Regions from separate parts of the Mus musculus genome. Here regions 1, 2 and 3 are each linked to region 4. A link is a loop called in an ENCODE intact Hi-C map of the cell type or tissue named here. Cell type or tissue: left cerebral cortex. All regions are shown on one strand. Region 1 overlaps Nfib (nuclear factor I/B). Region 2 has its middle 80 kb from the start of Gm11412. Region 3 has its middle 5.4 kb from the start of n-THgtg10. Region 4 overlaps Gm11266 (predicted gene 11266).

Region 1 (5,000 bases), 250 kb before region 4:
GCCACTGAAGCGCTTTCACAATCTCAACATACATTTGAATTGCAACACACAGATATTTCTAAAGAGTATTAACTACTGAACCCTTTTATCATTAAAAAAAAAAAACAAAACTACTTACAACCATTGAAGAAAAATTGCAACAAAAAAAAATGTAAAAATTGACCGTCTCCAACTTGTCCCCTTTACTATTAACAATGTGACCAACAGATCTGTGGCACGACACAGTACAAAGAGTTGTCATGGCAATGAGTTTGGCTGATGCAAAGGTCATTGTGCAGGGTCAAAGGGCAAAATCAGTGGTCCATGTTATTCCCCCCAGTGCAGGGATCCACTCCACCCACACAATTTCCAGGAATTAGAAAAGACAGGGCAACTACTAGAAAGTGCAAAACATGAAGAAGGCAGTTTTCAGCTCCTTCAGCATGGAGTAGAACATTCAATTTTGAGTTTTTACTATTGAACTTGAATAGCCTGCACATATGTTTTGTTTTTTAAATATAGAAACCCCAATTTTTAAAGTCCAGGAAGCATGCAGCTGGTTAATGTGAACAAAAGACCTTGACAGGAACATGTAAGCGATATTGAATGCCATGCTTGGGGCCTATCTGCCAGCAAGACTGTAGCGTTGTTTCATGGAGAAGGAATACTGTTCACTGATAGGGGGTAACTTTCTGCAGCCTTCATCGTTTCACACGGTACATAGAATCTGCGTCTAGGTAGAGAACATGCCCTGCTTCGCTGCTCAAGGTGTTCCCGTGCAGTCTCTGCCCTTGAGTCCTTTTGAAGCTACAAGTCACAAATCCGGATTCTGCTCCCTGAGGACACGTTATGTGAGACATCGCACTATTATTTTTTCTGCCTATCCTGAATGCTCTGTGAAACTTATCCTTAAATACCATCATGGAATAATCACAAAATAAAAAGGAAAAAAAAGGAGAAAACCTTTGCTAAAAGGCCTTATATACTAACAAAAGGACAGCGGTGCTTCCAACATTCTGAAATGCTCTGAAAACCAACTCTTCCAATACTAAATACAACAAAATAACCTTCATAAAATATAACTTTTCTCCATTTACACTTTTTTTTAAGGATTAGCGTCCTATGCTTTTCAAGCACAAGAACCTGTGAAATATCTCCTAACATGGACAGATTTTTTTTTTTTAATACATAACTTAAGAGCCTGGAGAGTTTTAACTCGAGTCCAGTCTCTAAACAAGGAATATTCTTGTTTACTTTAAAAATGGAAACAACATATAGTTCCATTATAATTGTTAAAAAGTTAGCTTTACAAACATGGGAATTTTAATTTAAAAAAAAATTCTTAACAAAACTATACAGTGTACAAATTACTGTCTACAAGGTAGGCGGTTCATTAAGAAGGCCAAGCTCTTCTCTCTCCTCGCAGCTTCACAGACTCATTCACATACTTTATAATGGAGCTGCCCACCCGAAAATTACCCGATAACTATATTGCTATACTTAAGGTTTTGCCATGTCTTTATGTACAGTCTCCTTCACTGCCTCTCAGGTTTTTTTTCCCCCCTTAGGCAAGTCTCGACTGCTCACGTCACTTCGGGAAACACACACTTTAGAGGCACTGTGAGTGGTGGGCTGCAAAGCAATACAACAAAGGTTGGACAGTGCCATGAGCTGGTGGTGGGAGACACCACCTCCTAACAGATGCCCTTGGGTGACCTTCACCATCCTGAAGCTCTGCAGTCTGGGTAAGGAAGGGGCGTGCAAGACCTGCAAAAGTGGGGCCCTTCGTCAGAATATACTTCCTGGTTTTAAAAAAAAATAGAAGGCTAAACGTGGATTCGAGATTTTCTATAGTAGTGCTTTTTTAATAAGTTTATCTCAAAGAAAAGAAGAAACATTGAACTAGGTTAAAAAAAAAAAAAAAAAAGGAACAGTTGCCCTAGGCCTCTGTACCCAAGAGGCAGGCAGGGATGCCCACAGTGTGCCATGTACTTTAGCAACAATTGTTCATTCACGGGTGACAAGGAGAGGGGACTGCCTGGAAAGAATACTGTGTCCTGTAGGGTTGCACTCTTCAGCAAATAGGTCAGAAAGACACTATGAGCTTGGCTGAGAGGATGTGTTATCTGCAAAGCAAGTAACAGACAAGGCTGGCCTTTCTTAGAACCTGCATCCTAGAATCCCACTGTGCTAACCAGCATGTGGTCATGAATGGACTAGTCAGATTTAATTCCCGGGCTTCTGAGCATCGTTCTCATGAACTCACTATTAAATGATCTGCTATGCATACACTTGACAGTTTATTTACTAGGGCAGGGCCTGGGGTGGGGCTGGGGGTGGGGTCAAGAGAGCTTCTTTACAGCCGACTGCGTATGTCACTAATTCCTAAAGATCTCCTTGGAGCAATGGATACACTCAATAGGACCAGGTGGGGGATGGGGAAAAGACAAAATAAAATTGGTCTCTATTCACCTGTAGTCCTCAGGGGAAATTAACTCAAATATATACTTGAAGTACCACCCGTTCAAATCAACCCCCACCATCATTATCAAACACACTTAATTCATCCACAGAAAAATTGGTTGCTTAAAATTCTATATTTCCCTCTGCTCCACTTTCCAGTTTACAAGGGCAGGTAAAATAAGAGGATTGATTTATTCTTGTTCCTTAAAAACTGAACTTTGATTTTACTCTATCAGTCCAAATACATCCAAGAAGAGCAACCCTCTCTCTAGTCAACCTTCTGGATGTCAAAGAAGAAGATCCTAGGTGCAACACCATTCATTTTGAAGTAGTAAGTCACAGGAGCAGCCTATCCTGTCATTAACAAAATGACAGAGGGCGGGGAGGGACTAGGGGAGCTCTCCCTCCAGATGGGGGAATGTGTTTGGTAGAAGAAAGCTTATTCCTGTGTTAAACTCAAAAGTGTGAAACAGCCAACATCTGCTATGTGGGCACTTCAAGAAATGTCTTTGCCAAATATGAGACAGGCTCACTTTCCACTGTGGTTTCAGGAACTTTCAGGAAAAAAAAAAAAAAAGAAACAAAAAACTATCAATAACAACTAAAATAAGACAGGGCAGTTCCTCTAAGTTGGCCTCTAGGAGGCTTTTGCTGTGCTTGCTTTTTCTTCCTGGTTTCTTAGCTTGGAAACCAGAAAGGAGTTCAGCTTGCACTCCAGGTGGGAAAGTACGGGGAGGGGTGGAGGGAGGGAAACCTGTTTAAGTTGAAGTTTGTCACAGTAGGCAGAACAGTTGCTTTGCAGCCCAGGCCCATCTCAGGGTGCAGTGCTTCACTGCTACACTGTAAAGGGTTAAAAATCCTCCCACCCACCCCTGAATATATATATATTTATATATGTATATTAAAAAAAATCCCCTGTCCATCTCTCAGTACACAAAAGGACCTCATCACACTGCAAAAATAGCAGTACCCACTTTGGTCAATTAAAACAAACAAACAAATAAACAAACAAACAAAAAAAGCATACATTATTTCTTTTTTAAATCTGTGTACTTACCTATAATAACCAATACAGCTAAAAGCACTACCTACATAGGCAAAACTTGGTATTGCATAATTCGTATAAATTTGAAACCCCTCCCCCCCAAATATTAATTGGAAGATGAAAAACATGAAAGGTTAATAGAAAAAACACCAAAAATACTGAAAATATTGCTGGTCGATTACAATTTTTAAGCGGCAACTATACACAGCCATGATATGCTTTATAAATGTGAGATAAAGGTGTAACTGTCTAAAAAATCCATGATGTCACACATTTTTCTTCGTCTGGAGTACAAAATATTTTGTCATAAAAATGGTAAAGATTTAAAACGATAATAAATGCAGCAAAACAAGTGTAGTGATGTCACTTTTGTGGTTTTTTTTTGTCTTTTGTTTTTTTTTTTTAGATTTCAAGGCAAGGCACGTAATGTGGACATTATATCTTCGTGCAAATTAGGATTACTGGAAAGAGTACTTTTAATTAAAATTTTAAGAGACACAGAGGCAGCATGTGTCTGCCCATGCACACTATAGATCTGTCAATACGAGAAATGTGTTGAACAAGGCTAATGTCCGAAAGCACCATGCATGTTCCCAGCACCCTGATGGCACTTCTCTGAAGAGCGAGCGGGTTTTCCTAGCCTACCTGGCATTCCCAGCCTGTACACGGGGAGCTTTACCCTTGTGACATGGATTTCCCTGCCTCTTTGTCTCTACGATGCAGATTGTATAGAACCGTTTGTACACCCTATGGGTTCTTGATGCAACCAGTAATTTTAAATAAATAATCTGACCTCTGAGGAGGCTGCAGCTAAGCCAACCTAAGTGCTGTGTTTTCAATATTTTTTTTATTTTTTATTTTTTTTCTGTTCAAGCACATGATTTGTCTTGATTTAATGCCTTATTTTAAATGCCCTCAAAAACTGAGGGGAAAATAAATTCGCTCAAAATTATTTTAAATTCTTTTTAATCCCCTCAATTTAGAGTCCAAGGGCTGAAGGACTTATAATCATGATTCCCCTTTAGATATAAATTTATAAATTGCACTTGCCTCTGTTAAGTGTTTCTTTTGTGGGGAAAACATTATATTACTTTTTACTGTTGCATGCAGAGGTAACCCTTTACCCACATAGAGGCATTTCTTCCATAGAGCCTTTGAGTTCAAACTGTTTTTTTTTTCCCTATTTTTCTTTTTTCTCTTTTTTTTTTTTTTTCCTTTTTAAGATTTCAAACTGGGTTACACACTGGAAAAGGCTGGGTTAAGGGCCAAAATTTAATAAATCTGTACGGATAACTAAAGGCTACAGAGATTCTTTTATATATATATATATATATATATATAATTTTAACTTTTAGAAATCAGAGTGCTTATAAAATGGCTGGCTCATGGCTCTGTCCCCAGCACCTCTGACGCCGCCTCCTAGCCTTCGTTGTTGAGATAACCAGGAATAGTGACTCCATGCGTAAACAACAAGAATACTAACCAAGAAAACTAGCTTATCATGCAAATATTA
Region 2 (5,000 bases), 720 kb before region 4:
TATATAGCACTGACCTGATTGTTAATTAGTGCAGCCATTCTGAAAAATAAAACTGGAAATTCTCAAAAAAGTTGCCAATGACACACCCATCTAATCCAACTATTTCACTTTTGTGTGTGCAGCCAAAAGAACTGAATCAGTACATGAAAAACTATCTTTGCTTCCATAGCAATCTCTTTCTCAATAACCACGATGAGGAGCCAACCGGTTTATCAGCAGAGAAGTGGCTAATAAGGAATGGAGCAACGCTATTCAGATAAAGAAGAAAGAAAGCCTGCCATGGCTATAACAAGAGGTCATTATGGGAAGAGAAAAGAGTCAGACCCTGAAAGACAAATGCTGTCGAATCTCACTTAAACAACACCCTAAGAGAACAGAATTTTAGAAGTAGAATAGGGCAAGTGAGTGAGTGAGAGGGAAATGAGCAGATGTAGTTTATGGGTACAGAGCTTCAAACCATATGAATATAGTTTGGAAACTGACCACATAGCATGGTGAACATAATTAATATAGTGTATTGAACATTTCAGAAATATGAAGGGATCTTAAATGTTATCGCATACACAAGAAGAAAACTGATTAATTTTAGATCACAACACACATCTAGCAACACATCACATTATGCATCAGAAACACAAACAATTTTTATTTGTCCATTATACCCTCATAATGTTGGGGAGAACAGTAAATGAAAAAAAGATGGAGAAAAGTCAGGAAGTCAGGCAAGGCATGCCAATAATACAGGGCATCAAATTGATTATGTTTCTCTTTAGGAACCTAGTCTCAAAACTAATTGCTTCTTTATGTAGGATTCTTAGTCCTGACCTCAAACTGAGTAAATAATGACAAGTCTCGTTCTTTAATAAGCATGATAGGATTAATATAATCAATTTTCACACCATATCCTAAAGCTACAGGGCATTGAACTTGAAATCTGGAAAACCCATGTTCAAGGTCTCCTGTTGTAAGTTCTGTTCATTCTGGCAACACGTTTCTCTAACTCTTAATTGTATCATATGAATACTGGAGGCAACAGTGAGAAAGATGTAAAAGTGTCTGTTTTCATTGGTTTCTTAAGGTTCTGTGATTTTGAATCAGGGTCTTATCATGTAGTTGTGTCTAGTCTGGAACTCACTGCATAGCCCAGGTTAGCCTTGAACTTGTGGTCCTCTTGCTGTTACTTCCTAAGGGCTGGCAGGACAAGCATGTGGGACCCTATGTCACACTAGACTATGGTATTCATTAAAGCCTCTCCTAATAGTAAAATTGCAATTTAAGCCAAAAGAAACAGAATATAACTCTGTCTGTCATGGTTGCAGGATAGTCTCTACCTAGTTTCTGTACTCGAAAGAATATTCTTGTCCAAGATGCTGAGATTTTGCCTTTTATTTTACACCAAACATGGACAGAGGTAATTCAAAGCATGACAACTCAAATTGCCAAATGAAGTACAGTTCGATGCTGACTTTGCAGTGTTAGTGATTAGGTTCCATTTGCTCTTTCTTTGCCAAGTTCTGCAGCGTTCATGCTCCCAAGGGTTTTCATGCAAAACCCTAAAAGTCTTAATAAGAAAGTTCAGGTGCAAAAGAAATTTCTAGCTTCCTGGAGATGCCACGGTGTGCGGAGATAGCACTGTGAACCTGTCTTTTGAACAACACCTAAAACAATATGCCCAGGCTAAGTAAGTGTTGCTTCCAGAGAAAGGCAGGCATTGGTTGAGCTGTGTTGCAAGCCTGCACTCTTCCATCCATCCTAAACTCTGGTCCTCAGCTTCTTTCTCCAGGTTGGCTAGCAATACGTCTGTTCTTAATTTGTGGTCAGCTGCATGGGTGAGTTCAGCATAGCTAATTTTGGAACGAATTAGTTGAGGTAGAACCTTTGACAGGAGCCGAGTATCAAAACCTGAATTCCTAGGTCAGTTATCTGGAGTTTGCTATAATGGGGTTTTTCTGAATCAAGATGTCACCATGTTGGAGTCCTAGGATCTGCATCAGATGAGCAAATGCTGAAACAAGGCTGTAACACCCACACGGTTGTACCAGCAGTAGGTGTACACAAAGCCATGATGTTCAGGACTGCATGAATGCTGAAGAATGATTAAAACTGAACTTCAAGGAATTCGGGTTTTAAACTGTTAATGTGCAATAACAACCTCGTGGGTTGGAATGAAGTGTTTGAGTTGATTTCCACTAGAAAGTTTTGGCTTATTAGGGTTTCCAAGGGAGACAGAGGTTTTTAGCTTCCTGTTTGGATACTGGGAAGCTTGTCTGGATTTCCTCTGGTTGATCTACTGCAGATACTGTAAGTGTTCCAGACACAGTTCTGAGGTACAGGGATAGCAAACAGCAGGCCCAGGGAGCTCTGCTTCTCCACAGCATGGAATTAATTAGGCTGCACACTGAGTGCCCCAAAAGTTTATTCCAGGGTGATTCAACTGAGGAGGAAAACGTATCCACCTTTCCTATAAAAGGCCATGTTATTTCTTAAATTGAGATGGAGGAAGATGTACTCTTATTTATAAGCCGCCGAGGAAAAGATTTCTAATTTGAAGTATAGATCTTATTTAATTTAAGAAGTTTATAAATAATGTTAGTTTCTGTGTCACAATATGCTCTCCTTTGGAATGTGAGTCAGTGGTAGGGTGCCTGCCTAGCGTGTGTGAACATGGAATAGAATTTCAAAGAGACAGGGTCCAAGACTGGGGTTAGATATAGAACACAGGCCAGTCAGGTGACGATGTAATCTCTGCAAGTTTTCGTTTCTCCTTTCTAGCTTCAGTAGCAGTAGGAGTGCACTGCTGACTGTTTTCTTGGCCAATCAGCCAGAGGTGTGGTGCTGACTATTATGTAGTACCAGCCAATCTGCTGGCTTTCCGTGATTATATTCACAGCTCTGAAGAAATGATTGCACTGGCTACTTTTTAAGTCATATAAAGATCAAATAATATAATATACAAAAAGGCCTTCTTGGAAAAATCTGAAACTCTGTCTCTACCGCCATGATGATTAGAAAATAATATAGCTTGAGTTTCAATGAAGTATAATGATAGAAACATTTATCACTACTTTAGATTTATATTAGTGATTCGCATCACAGAAACATTTGCTTCAAAATGCTACTGCATGACTCTAAAAATATCCTTTCATATACCTTTTCATATTAATTTGCTTGAGCAGAACACATTTATATTAAATGATTATGGCATCCCTGTTATTATTCTTTCTTGTTAGCTCAAGTAACAGGTTTATCACAGAACTAAAAATGTATTTATGCTTTTAATTATATATTGTTTGTGTTTATCTGTGTGTTTATGAGTGACACGCCAGTGGATGCCCACAGAGGCTAGAAGATATCATGGACCAGAAGTTACACTGACTGTGAGTTTGTTCATCACCAAACTGGTACAAGAGTAGCAAGTGCTCTTATCTGCTGAGCCACCTCTATATCCCTAGAACTAAAGAAAATTTTGTAAGAAAGATTTAGTTAAGTAGCTTAAATAATATCTATAGGCAGAGAGTCTTTGTTTATGCTGCTGTGTATGATGAGATAAAATCCAATGTTAAAGAGAAGATATTCTGTAGGGAACACGCTGAAATGTGGTATTCCTTGTATTTATGTTAAAATTAGATTTAAAGACAGCTCTTCCCATCCTTCAGTGGGAGACATGCTAAATCCCATCCCTCCCCAATCAGTTCTTGGCCAAATACGCATGCACGCACACACACACACACACACACACACACACACACACACACACTCACACACACACACACACACACACACATGCATCTGTATCTGTATCTGTGTGTGTGTGTGTGTGTGTGTGTGTGTGGGTTCTTTCCTTTTATCATACCATATGCTTTAGCAAATAAAAATGGAAAGACAAAAATAAACATTTAATTTTACAAGTTATATGAAATGTATACAGAAGGATACAATTTGTAATTGTATCTTTTAGTTAGTTGAATTAGGAATTTGAGACTCTTCTAATGTGGATCTTCCAATTTGATACCCTTGGAGTCTGAAGTGAGCACTACCTAGCTCTAAAAACAGAGAGAGACATTTTCTTATTTTGGTTGTTGAATAGCCTCTTCATATGTCTTGTCTGTAAAACAAAGCATACATATTGTAGAAAGGACAAATTCTGCATAGTGTGAAAAGAAACCATCTAGCGCACATAGGCACATATTTTTACATATTTATTTCTAAATGTACAAACAGGATCTGCTCTACAAAATGCTCCAGGATAGTATTTGTTTCAAATTTATGTAATCAGCCATGTTGCAAGATGGTATTTAAAGCAAACTTAAAGACGTGTTGTCCTTGTTCTGTTCTGACAACCTCTCTCCCTGTGGACCAATAAATGGGAAAGACAAAAAAATATCTAATGTCAAACAATAGAATATGAAATACTTTGAATCTTACAGCGCAACCATGACTTAGATACCAGTTCTAGCCGGACAGAACATTTGTGTGAAGAAAGCTCACTTAAGAATTGGGGATCTGGCTATTTGCTAGATCTTTGTAAGTAAATTTCCATGTTAAGTTAAAAGGCAATAACTCCAGCTCAGTTCATTAAAATAGTTTGTGATGGGGGCTCTCAAAGAATGTCCTCCCCCTCCCTCCCCCTCTCCCTCTCACTCCCCCTCCCCTCCCTTTCTTTCCCTCTCTCCCTTCCCTCTCTTAGTGGCAGGCCTGGTCTGGTATTTGTAGTGTTAATGACAGGCATCACCCTTCAACACATGGTTATCTGAGTCCTGATTCAATGCATTCAAAGCAGGATGTGTGTTTCTGAAAGACCTGGTTTTGCCAAGAGTGGCTGGCAAAGAATAGCAGTTGACTGCAATCAAACCCTAGGATCTTTTAATAGTGAAACTCAACTTTAGCAAAGGAAGGGAAAAAGAAGAATGTAAATACCTTAGACAACTAGATCCATACTGGACTCCAGCCTACTGGTTCATGGTGCGGGGTTCCAGTGATGCTTACTCGAGACATTAACT
Region 3 (5,000 bases), 72 kb after region 4:
GGTAAATGCTTCAAAGATGAAGTTGATTGACTAGACAGGAGTGGTCCAGTCTTTGAGCAGTTCCAACTCCTCCTGAACTGTGACTTGGGGAAAGTGTAAACTTGGCTTAAAGGGAAAACAGCTTCCTGTTCATAGCTTGAGAGTGTTTGCAATCTTGCCACAGATTCTCCTCTCAATTCATCCTGCGGGCTTGTCCCTTCTAACAGTAGAGTCTCTCTATAGGCCATGGGTCCTGCATTCTCCCAAGGCCTTTCCTACACCTACAATAGTTTGTTGGATTATAGCAATCTATTTGCATGCCTAATTTCTCCTATGGACATTAAGCTCACTGAAAGCCCTGTCTTTATTATTATATTATAATGATGCTGTCTACAGTGTGTACGGAGTGTATGGATCAAACCAAATACATTTTTACTTAAAAGCAGGAAAAAAAGGGGGAGCCAGGCATGGTGGCACAGGCCTTTAAACCCAGCACATGAGAGGTGGAGCTCTATGAGTCAAGGCCAGCCTGGTCTGCAAAGCAGGTTCCAGGGCAGCCAGGGCAACACAGAAACCCTTTCTCAGAGAAAAGAAGGGAAGTTGCTATTCGGTATGTGCCTCTGCCATTTCACAGGCACTCAAAGGCACCCGCAGACATGAAGATGCTCCTGAAGATGCAAGTTCCCCACGCTGCACACGGATGCCGAGATTCCTTCAGGTCGCCCCGCATCAGAGCCAAGCTGAGACTGCAAGAGGGGACCAAGTCTCTTTCCTTTTTGCCTTTCACACAAGAGCCAGAGCATGTGGTATGCAGCAGTTATCTCTGTGAAGACTACTTTTCAGTCTTTTGGGCTCTTGGTCATAAAAGGAAGATTGCTCTAGGTTTCCAAATGGGGTTAAATGGTTGTTCATATGTTTATCATTTTTGTGACTTGCTTGTTTTTTTTTTATACTCTTTTACTGAATTTGTCAGATGAATTTTGTCTCTTCCGTTAAGGCAAAGATATTACCCATTTTGTTTAGTCTTCTAGCCTCTTGAGCTGCCATTGTGCCTAGCATATTGTAATGGTGATAATTATAATAATTATAAGCCATTGAGAAGGCCAACAACTATAGGTACTTGCTGAGCAAGCCTAACAATGTGGTTTGACCTCCGGAACCCACATAAAGGTGGAAAGAGAGGACTGACTCCACAAAGTGCTCTGACTTCCATAGCCACACCACGGTGCAAGTACCCAGGCAGACACACCAGTGACACACACAAGAATTTAAAAACTTAAAAACCAAGTTGTAGTACCGAGGATCGTAGTGAGCATAGTGAGTGTTTGCATTCACTCTGCCCTCTGTACGGTTGCTTTACTTGCTCAGGTTGTCTACACATCCCTTCCGTAGGGTATATTTGCCAGTCATATCATGTATGTAGACAAAGAGAGGTGAGACGAGACCAAGGTATTTGTCTATGATGGGCACCCATCAAGTAACTTGTTGTTTAAATAGAGCATCTGCCCTAGGGCTCGAATGTTTGACAACTAGACTGACCATGGCCCTTACTCTAGATAGCATGGTAACCTTCTGTCACGGTCACTCTGGGAACTGGATTCATTCTTGGAAGCAGATGCCAAAGACTAGAGGAGACTATGACTCTAGTGCACTGAGGGGACTCTAAGTACAGCAAGTAAGGCAGAAATGTGTGAACTATGTGTGTGTGTGTGTGTGTGTGTGTGTGTGTGTGAGAGAGAGAGAGAGAGAGAGAGAGAGAGAGAGAGAGAAGGCTGTGTACCTGGATGGAAAAATCTGAGAGAGCATGGGCCACAGGTAGCAGCTATAAAAGCACAGGATTCTGAAGAGGCAGAAACATCATTGTCTCAAGGAAATTTGGGGGTAAAGTTCCTAGTGAGGTACACTAAAATACCCCAAGACCTCATCTAAAACCCTTCTAGTATAGAGCTACAGTATCCTTCAGTTCAGTCTTGTCTCTGTGTAAGAGTGGGCTATGTAAAGATCCAGACTTGCCTCAGGTTTGGCAGGCAGTTAGTGAGGCTGTGGTTGTTACTGCCTCTGTCGGCCTTTGGAATTCTTGGGAAAAGCAGAAAGCACAAATGACCAGGCCCCAGCTTGAAGGCAGCTGCAGCCATGAGTTCCGGTCAAAATCCCTCCTGTTTTGGATTTGGTGATCCGTGTGTTCACAAAATGACAAAGAAGAAAAGAGGAAGCAAGGGATGCAGTGACGACGTAGAAATGGGAACAGGAGAAAGTGAGAGAGGCTCCCAGCTGTCTGATTTGTGTGGTGTGATCCCTGCCATGGCTCCGGCTCGGCAGGATTTATGTGGCTTCATTAATCACACTTTCTTTTGAAATGGAATTTTCTGCCTTGGAGCCTTTGAACATTGACATCCAAACACAATATATTCCTTTAAAATCACCTCTGGATAAAGACAACCTGTGGAGGTAATTTCCCCAGCTCCTAGGTGGGGTCTGTTTGATTCTCAGATCTTGATGTAATGTGTGAAATTGGCCCCTCCCTGCCCAGAACAGAAAGGAGTTCCTTGTCTCTGACCAACAACAAGCAGTGCCATCTAGTGGCAATTTGTTTTTATTTTGGTTAATAAGAAAGGGGCCTCCCAGGCCAGCTAGTGTTCTCAGAATTTGGGGAAAAAAACAAAACAAACAAACAGACAAACAAAAAAACCGCTCTTGTCATGCAGTTAAATGACAGAGACAAGAGTGTCGTAGAACTGCCGCCAATCAAAGTGGCCGAGTCCAGGGTAGGCCTTTTGTTGAGGGGTTGTCAGCTTTTGAGGTCTGGGAAGTCGACACAAACCACACAGAACAAAGAGTTCCCTGGGAGGGGGAGGAAGGCAAGAGAGAACACCCTTGCCAACTACACAGCACCATGTCTAACTCTAAAACTGTCCCCAGTTTGCTGATGAGCAAAACCAGAAAGAGGTCACGCTGGAAGCCAAGCCGTGGAAGTGACAGAGGTGGGGCTAACCCCAGGTCTCTTTACAGTTTCTTTCAGAGTCTGCTTTTGTTAGAATTTCCCTTCCTGAAGACCAACCTGCCCAAGTCTCCCACTGACTGTCAGCCACTGAGTTACCAGTACCAGTTAGCAGAGGTAGGGTAGGGGTTCTGTTAGGATTTTTTAGACTGTGGTTCTTGTGGCTGAGGTGCTAAGGGAGAAATGGCCCACGCTTTATGTCTCCCTGCCCTTATCCTTGAGACTGAAGCCCAACAGTTGGGTATTTGCTAGCTCTTTGCAAAGCCAACTGCCTCTCTTGCTGCAGCTCAGCACCGGGCCTCAGGGCATCCTCAGGGCACCTGTGCAACAAGCTTTTTGCCTCAGCACTGCTTCTTAAAAGTGAGCTCTAGCTTGTCAGATCCTGTTTTAGCAAATCATTTCCTATGAATTGGTGAGCTTTAATCGTGGAAAAATAAGTTTAAAATATAGTCTTCATAACTGGAGAATGATTGTAAAACAAGAATATATATATATATATATATATATATATATATATAGTTTACTTGGGGTTGTTCAATGTGTGACTTGGTTAGAAAAGTAAATGTAGATTTTTGTTTCTGAAAACTGACTGAAAAAGAAACAAAAATTGTCTATGACTATAAAGTCTCTTCAATAAGACACGTTGACCATGGGACCCAATGGGCTAGCTCTGCTCCGTTGTACTGCAGAAAGCGAGAGAGAAAGAACATTTGGTTACAGCTGGTAGTAATGAAGTGTGTGTAGCTCTGGATCTTTAATCAGTCACTCAACTACAGTTATGTAGGTAGCTGTATTATGTTGTTTGAACAACCTCTAATAGACCACACAGGCAGACCAAATATGAGGGACATGACGTTTTAGGTTACAGAGCAGATTAATATATATTTGGCCACAACTACTGGCCAAAGGCACAGAAAATAAGACACTGCAGAATATTCAGCCCTCAAGTTAATATATATACCATAGTCCCCTTTCCTAAGGCTCAGGGGTCATTGAGGAAGAGAGGCCGGAAAGAGTGTAAGAGCCAGAGGCACGGACGCTACAGGGAAACATTGGGGCAGCTGCACATTGGACTCACCAAGGTTGTGACGTCACACACAAGACCTCTGCCAGTCCACGTGGGCCTGAAATCCCACCCCTAGCCAAGAAGCTATTGGCACTCAGGTTTCTCCAAGAATATAACCCCTGGTAAGACAACCACACTGCTCCAGCAGAAGATCACACATCCAAGAATAACTTGATGTTAAAAAAATAAAAGCCAAAAGGCACATAGTTGGGTGAATGGAGAAACAGGGCAGATCTCAGAAGAATTGAGGGTAGTAAAGTATGATTGAAGAACTAATAAAACATTTTTTTTAAGTCAGATTCACTGAAATCAAACAAAATAATCTCTTGCCACTGTAGTTGAGCCTCTTGAATATAGTAAAGAATACCATTCATTCATTAATTAAAACTACAGTAAAAGAATGTGATTAATTAATTAAAACTATAGCCTTCGATGCTGCTGTTGCATGGTCCTGGATTCAAGTCTCAAGCATTTCATCAATGTTAAAAATTCATTTTCCCTGAAATGACCTGTAGGTGACCTTTTAGAGAGGTGATTTTTGAAGCATATATCACAATTACCTGTTTGTTCACTAGCAAATAATGACTTTGTTTATAAAATATGGACTGTCCCTGAATGATGAAATATAGACTATATAAACATGAAGATAATAATTGGGTCTGTTTTGGTATTTATAAAATGCTTCCATAAAAATTAAAATAGGGAATGTCTCCATGTTAATGTAATTAAAAACAAGAATTCATTTCCTCTTTTAACTTGGGCCTTAATTTATTCTGAAAACGAATTTGACATAAAATTGTTTTTAAGAGTGAAAACTTGACACGTTTTTACAACAGCAAGAAGGAACTCTAGCGTCAACAAGCCGTTGATGAAAGTAACCATTGATTTTCATGGTGTTCAGTCATGGAAACCACATGAAGAGGCGAAAGCTGGGACTGCAAACGTGGGTACGGATGC
Region 4 (5,000 bases):
TGGCCCCTCTCGGCACAGCCTGCAGGGCAGTTTCTCCTAGGAAGCATTCTATCTGCTAAGCCCAAGCTTGAGAGGCAATCCTCCTGCAAAGTGTGGCTAAATTGTAGACAGCATCTCAGGAAATTTTGGGTGAGGAACAGATCATCTTGGCTTCCGCACAGTTTTCTAAACCCAACTCTGTATTGTCATTTTGAAGAAACTGAGGCACGGGGGGGGGTGGGGGTGGGGGGGAGGGGTAGGGGGCAGATTTGACCCAAGGATGTGGGAGGAGCTGAGAGCAGGGCCTGGAGCAGCCTCAGAACATCTTGAGTTTGGAGTTCATTTGCTCAATTTGAAGGAGGTACAGAAGCTGACAATGAGCTACTGTTTAGTGGGTATCAACTGTGTGCCAGAGCACGTGCCATCTAGACATGTTACATAAGTCATCTTCCTAGCAGCTCTGACGAGTCTCATTAGCCCCAGCAAAATGTAAAAGATATAATAGGAAGACAGGCATAAATCAAATTTCTTCAAGTAATATAAAAACATAAACTGAAAGTGAAAGCCTTCAGCTTCACTCTTCCTCCCAAAATACCACCTATAGTTTTCATCTCAGTGGCCGAGTATATACCTGACAAATGCTATCATCTTTCTATGAGTCGAAGAGAAATGCTCTCAAGTAAACACAACATGGCTGCCTGTCTCCAGGCTCAGCCCTTCCCATTGCTCTCTGTGAACTAATAAGATGTATGTGAAATTTGTGAGTGAAACATTGTGATCAAAAAAGTTACAAGACGAGAGTTGATAGCAGCTTTTTGTTTTCTTTCTTTCTTTTTTTCTTTCTGTCCTGTTCAGGAGCCAAAATTGCTACATGTTTTCAGACACTGAGACCATATTAATTATCTGTAATAATTGTATACGTCCTAGGCCTTGTAATTGTATAAACTGTTCCTCTCCAAGCTTCATGACCAAGACCCTAAGGCTGCCTCCATCCTGTGGTAGCCAGGGCTGGGGAATGCCCATTAAGCTATGGCTTTCCTTGACTATCTCTTAGAGTTGTTGGGAGACTTCAATGAGAGATAAGAAAAGGGGCTGTGCAAATTTAAATCCTCTTTCTATAAATGTAATTGCTTTTTTTCTAAGATGTCTTTAGGATCCTCTATGCAGATGGAACAATGGAAAATTGTGTTTTTGTTTTTGTTTTAGGGGGAGCTGTCTCTCTCTTAGAACTGGCTATTCAGACCAGACTGGGCTCAGACTCACAGAGATCTGCTTGTCTCTGCCTCCTGAGTGCTGAGGTTAAAGGTTGAGCTGCCACATACAGCAAATTTGGGGACTTTGCAGAAGGCTGTGCTTTTGGTGGTTGGTGGTTACAGGAGATGCTCATTTATCTGTGGGAACAGGAGTGCAGGGTATCTCATATGGGAAGACGTTAGCATGTGTGGAGTAGATTTCTTCCTGCTGAAGTTGGTTAGGGCACAGAGAGATATAGGTACACTGTATTGAGTGGGTGACCGAGAGTAGCAGAGGTGTGTCCCCCACCCCCCAGATGCTTAGGCCTGTCCCTTTGGTAAGTATTTACTACCAAAAGCTAGTCACAGACTGTTGGGGACACATGCCTGTAAGAGGGTAACAGTTTCCCAGGAACAATTCTTTCATTTATTACGTTTCTTTTGTGAGTAGAAAGAATGAATATGTGCCTTTTCTCACGTGATGCTCATTTTGTCCTGATTTAAAAATTTTTTTTGCTTTGCATCTTTCTTTTGGATCATGATGAGAAGTGACAATAGGCCACTGGTAGGGTCTCCTAGGCTTAGCAGAGACACAGCCATGGGAAGGCCGCTAGTCCTTCCTGCTAAAGCCTGCAGCATGCACACAAGACTGTTTGGAGAATCTGGTGGCCTCTAGGAAGGAAGGAGATGAGATGAAGAAGCCTGGGGATTCAGCTGGTTCCAAGAAATGTGTAAGTAGAGGAAAATCGAGTTTCTTAAGACCAGCAAGGCTTCAGAGCCTGTCTCAAGGCTCTGAAGGACACCAGGACAAAGGATACTGCGCCCTCTGGTGTTAGATTCATATCGGATTCCAGAGAGCTGTGTGGAGACCAGCAGCCAGGAGCTTCCTAAACCAACCACAGAAAAGTTTCTTTTGTTTGCTAAGCACCTTGGAGTGGAATTTGACCTTCCTTTCTCAATTCTGCAGTCCAAGTAGAGACTGCTCTAGAGAGAGCTGTGTGCTGCATGCGGGCTACTGTATTTTATTTGGTTTTCTTTGCATAAAATTTAGGCTAGCAGGACAAAGCTTGTTTAAAAGCAAACCCTTTTGGTTGGTCTGCAAACAATAATTCTGCCTTGTGGGTGATGATCTGGTTTGAGGGGAACCATTTAAAATTTCAGAACCCCTTATTCCTTCTCTTAAAAGTAAAGAGTTTTGAATAAGATGTTCAAGGGCTCCCTTAAGCTCCAGGGTTGAATAACTGGTACACTGAGCCATCTTTTCTCGGAGCCCTGCAAATGGAATTTGTTAATTTCTTTGCAGGTGCAGGCACATTTTAGCATCCAAAGTTTCCTGATTCTGAGCAAAGATTTTCTAAAAGCGCAAAAAATATATCTCTTTTCAGCTCAGAAGCCCCTCACCCTCCAGTCTCAAGTGAAAACCCAGCTAGGAAGCTGGAGAGTGAGCGAGCACCACTCAGTCTCTGCTATTTCTTTTAAAAATAAAGTACTAAGTGTTGTGCTGGAAATTCTGCTCAGTGTCGCATGTGGTAGGTGTGAATACATGCTTTAATTGTTCTAGGCACTAGACCAAAAACTTCTCCAGAATTAGCAGGGTTTTCAGCTATAATCTGGCTAACATTTTTCTGCAAATAGGTATGAAGACCAGACTGAGTTGCCATCAACAATTACAGCTATTCCTCATCTAGTCAGGTGATCAGCCCCGGGGAAGAATTATGGCGCCACTGAGAGTTTTCCACTCCTCAAACCTGTATGTCTTGTCTCTGACGTGAGCAGTCGGTTATGCCTCCAGGCGGCCCCTTCCTTCTGCACTGCCTTTCAACTGTTATCTCTGTGCAATGGGCACAGTTTATTATTATTATCATCACTACTAGGGATCTCATGATTGCCCCGTAAAGAATACTTGAGCAGCAGCCTTAGTTCTGTAGCTATGAAGAGAAAGGGTGCAGTTGTTGTCCCGTATGAGATGGGGTCTGGAGGAGCCGGTCTCCCTCTGAGAGAGGTAAGCCAGGAAAAAGAATGTTACACAAAGCATGCAGATGAGATGCTTTGTGTAACTGACTCCTGCCTCACAAAGGGAAGACTCTGGGTGAGAAGGCTTTACCAGGTGGCTAATGGCAGTGACTTGGAGTACTGTGTCCCCCATTAAAGGAAACAACTGTGTTATGGGCTAAAATGCGTGCTTCCAAAATTCACCTTACCGTTCTAATCCCTTGTACCTCAGAGTGTGGTTGTATTTGGAGATAGGTTCATTTTTTTAAAAACTCCGTTCATTGATTACTTGTTTATTTGTTGTGTGTATGCACTTATGGAGGCCAGAGGACAACTTGTAGGAGTTGGCCTTCCACTTTTTGGGTTCCAGGGATCAAATTTAGACGATGATCAGTTTTGATGATCAGTTTTGGCAACAAGCACCTGCTGAGCCATGTCATCAGGCCCACGTGACAGGTTCTTTAGAGACATAATTGTGTCTCAGTGAGGTAAGCCTTAATCTAGGGTAACTGGCCTGGAACAGATGAAAGGTTGACAGAAATGTGTATAGAGCGAGACCATATAAAGATACAAGGACAAGGAACCAGATGCAAGGATCAGAGGCCCGATATAAACCAAGGAAAGATCCTCAACCCTGCTGATAACCTTGGTCTCAGATGTGAGACTCCAACTGTGAGGTGATTGCCTTTGTTTAAACTGCTAGATTTTGTGGCATTTGATTGTGGCAGTTCCATCAAACTAAAGCAAGTTGGTATGTGGCAGGAGCCAATTATGTGCATCCATTTGGAGATACAGATCCCATGTCAACAGATTTTCCAGTGTGAGAGTCTTTTATTTTTAAATTTTGGCACGAGAGCTGGCTTTATGGGTGTGCAACATAAGCAGTCACACAAGATCCATGACTTAGAAGCGGTCCATGTTTGTCTTGATGTGCTGCTCTCTCCAGCTTCAAATTCTTAATTTCCAACAGGGATCTTGTCTTTTCATATGTGACTAGGCCTCTGGACATCATGGAACTAGTCTAGTGACAAATGATATGAAATGCAAGTGATGTGTATATTAAGATTATGGGAGCCCAAATAAAACATGGCTGGGGGCTACAGTGACCTTGGGATATTGCATTGAATTTTTTGTTCTAACTGCATTAAGATTTTCCATCCCTAATAATCACTGGGAAAGAATTTATAGAACCCAGAATTTTGCCAGGGATGGAAGGAAAACCACAGATATGATTCTTTTAGATGAACTAATGTGGCCCAGGCTGTTGTTGTTATTGTTTGGGTTTTGGGTTTTTTGTTTGTTTATTTGTTTGTTTTAGAGTTCAGCTCTAAGAACCTTACAAGTATCATTTTATCGTTTCTTTTTTTTAAAATTGGATTAATTTTTAATCTCTGTGTGTAGGGTATGCATATCCATGTTTGTGTGTAGACACATGTATATGTACAGGCCAGAGGTCAGGCGTCTTCCTCAATCTCTCTTCACCTTATTTTTGAGACAGTGGCTCATACTAAATAGAGAGCTCATGCATGGTCTACAGTGGCTGCCCAGGGGATTCTGGGGATCCTCCCGTCTCTCCCCTTACTCCCAGCACCAAGATTAAAGACACATCAGCACAGGAGACCTTTATGTAGGTACTGGGAATCCAGATTAGGTCCCCAGGCATTCATGGCAGTACTTTGTCAACTGAACTCTTCCCTCAGACCCTCAGTGAGACTTTGGGGGTGAGTGGAACACTTTGGCTTAAAAGCGGTATGTTTGTGTGTCAAGCTGATAAAGGGTTAAGTGTTATGTTTAGCT

Evidence for each region. A loop is a pair of places that touch in the nucleus more often than their neighbours do. Peaks named below come from ENCODE experiments on the same cell type or tissue, not always from the same donor. Only the 100,000 strongest peaks of a DNase experiment are listed, where the experiment ranks them.
Region 1: a loop joins it to region 4, with 7 times the contacts of the local background. A loop is called at or near these places in 3 of 42 quality-filtered maps.
Region 2: a loop joins it to region 4, with 2.8 times the contacts of the local background. A loop is called at or near these places in 2 of 42 quality-filtered maps.
Region 3: it touches region 4 in a loop (2.9-fold over the local background); 3 of 42 quality-filtered maps call a loop at or near these places.

Annotation. Positions count from the first base shown.
Region 1 is chr4:82,291,377-82,296,376 of GRCm38, forward strand. Nfib (nuclear factor I/B) reads right to left here. Exons shown (of 12, transcript NM_001113209.2): 12 at 1-5,000. Among named protein-coding and RNA genes, the nearest start is that of Nfib, 210 kb to the right of the region's middle. In left cerebral cortex, a CTCF peak has its summit at 3,069; a DNase peak (open chromatin) is centred at 2,894; H3K27ac peaks cover 74 bases.
Region 2 is chr4:81,821,466-81,826,465 of GRCm38, forward strand. No RefSeq gene overlaps it. Among named protein-coding and RNA genes, the nearest start is that of Gm11412, 80 kb to the left of the region's middle. In left cerebral cortex, no CTCF peak of the experiment used is centred here; DNase peaks (open chromatin) are centred at 2,076 and 4,215.
Region 3 is chr4:82,611,820-82,616,819 of GRCm38, forward strand. No RefSeq gene overlaps it. Among named protein-coding and RNA genes, the nearest start is that of n-THgtg10, 5.4 kb to the right of the region's middle. In left cerebral cortex, CTCF peaks have their summits at 2,556 (motif pointing left) and 2,761; a DNase peak (open chromatin) is centred at 2,498; H3K4me3 peaks cover 393 bases; H3K27ac peaks cover 247 bases.
Region 4 is chr4:82,540,281-82,545,280 of GRCm38, forward strand. The region is part of intron 1 of Gm11266 (predicted gene 11266); the gene reads left to right. Among named protein-coding and RNA genes, the nearest start is that of Gm11266, 35 kb to the left of the region's middle. In left cerebral cortex, a CTCF peak has its summit at 2,053 (motif pointing left); DNase peaks (open chromatin) are centred at 439, 1,416, 2,044 and 2,787; H3K27ac peaks cover 2,434 bases.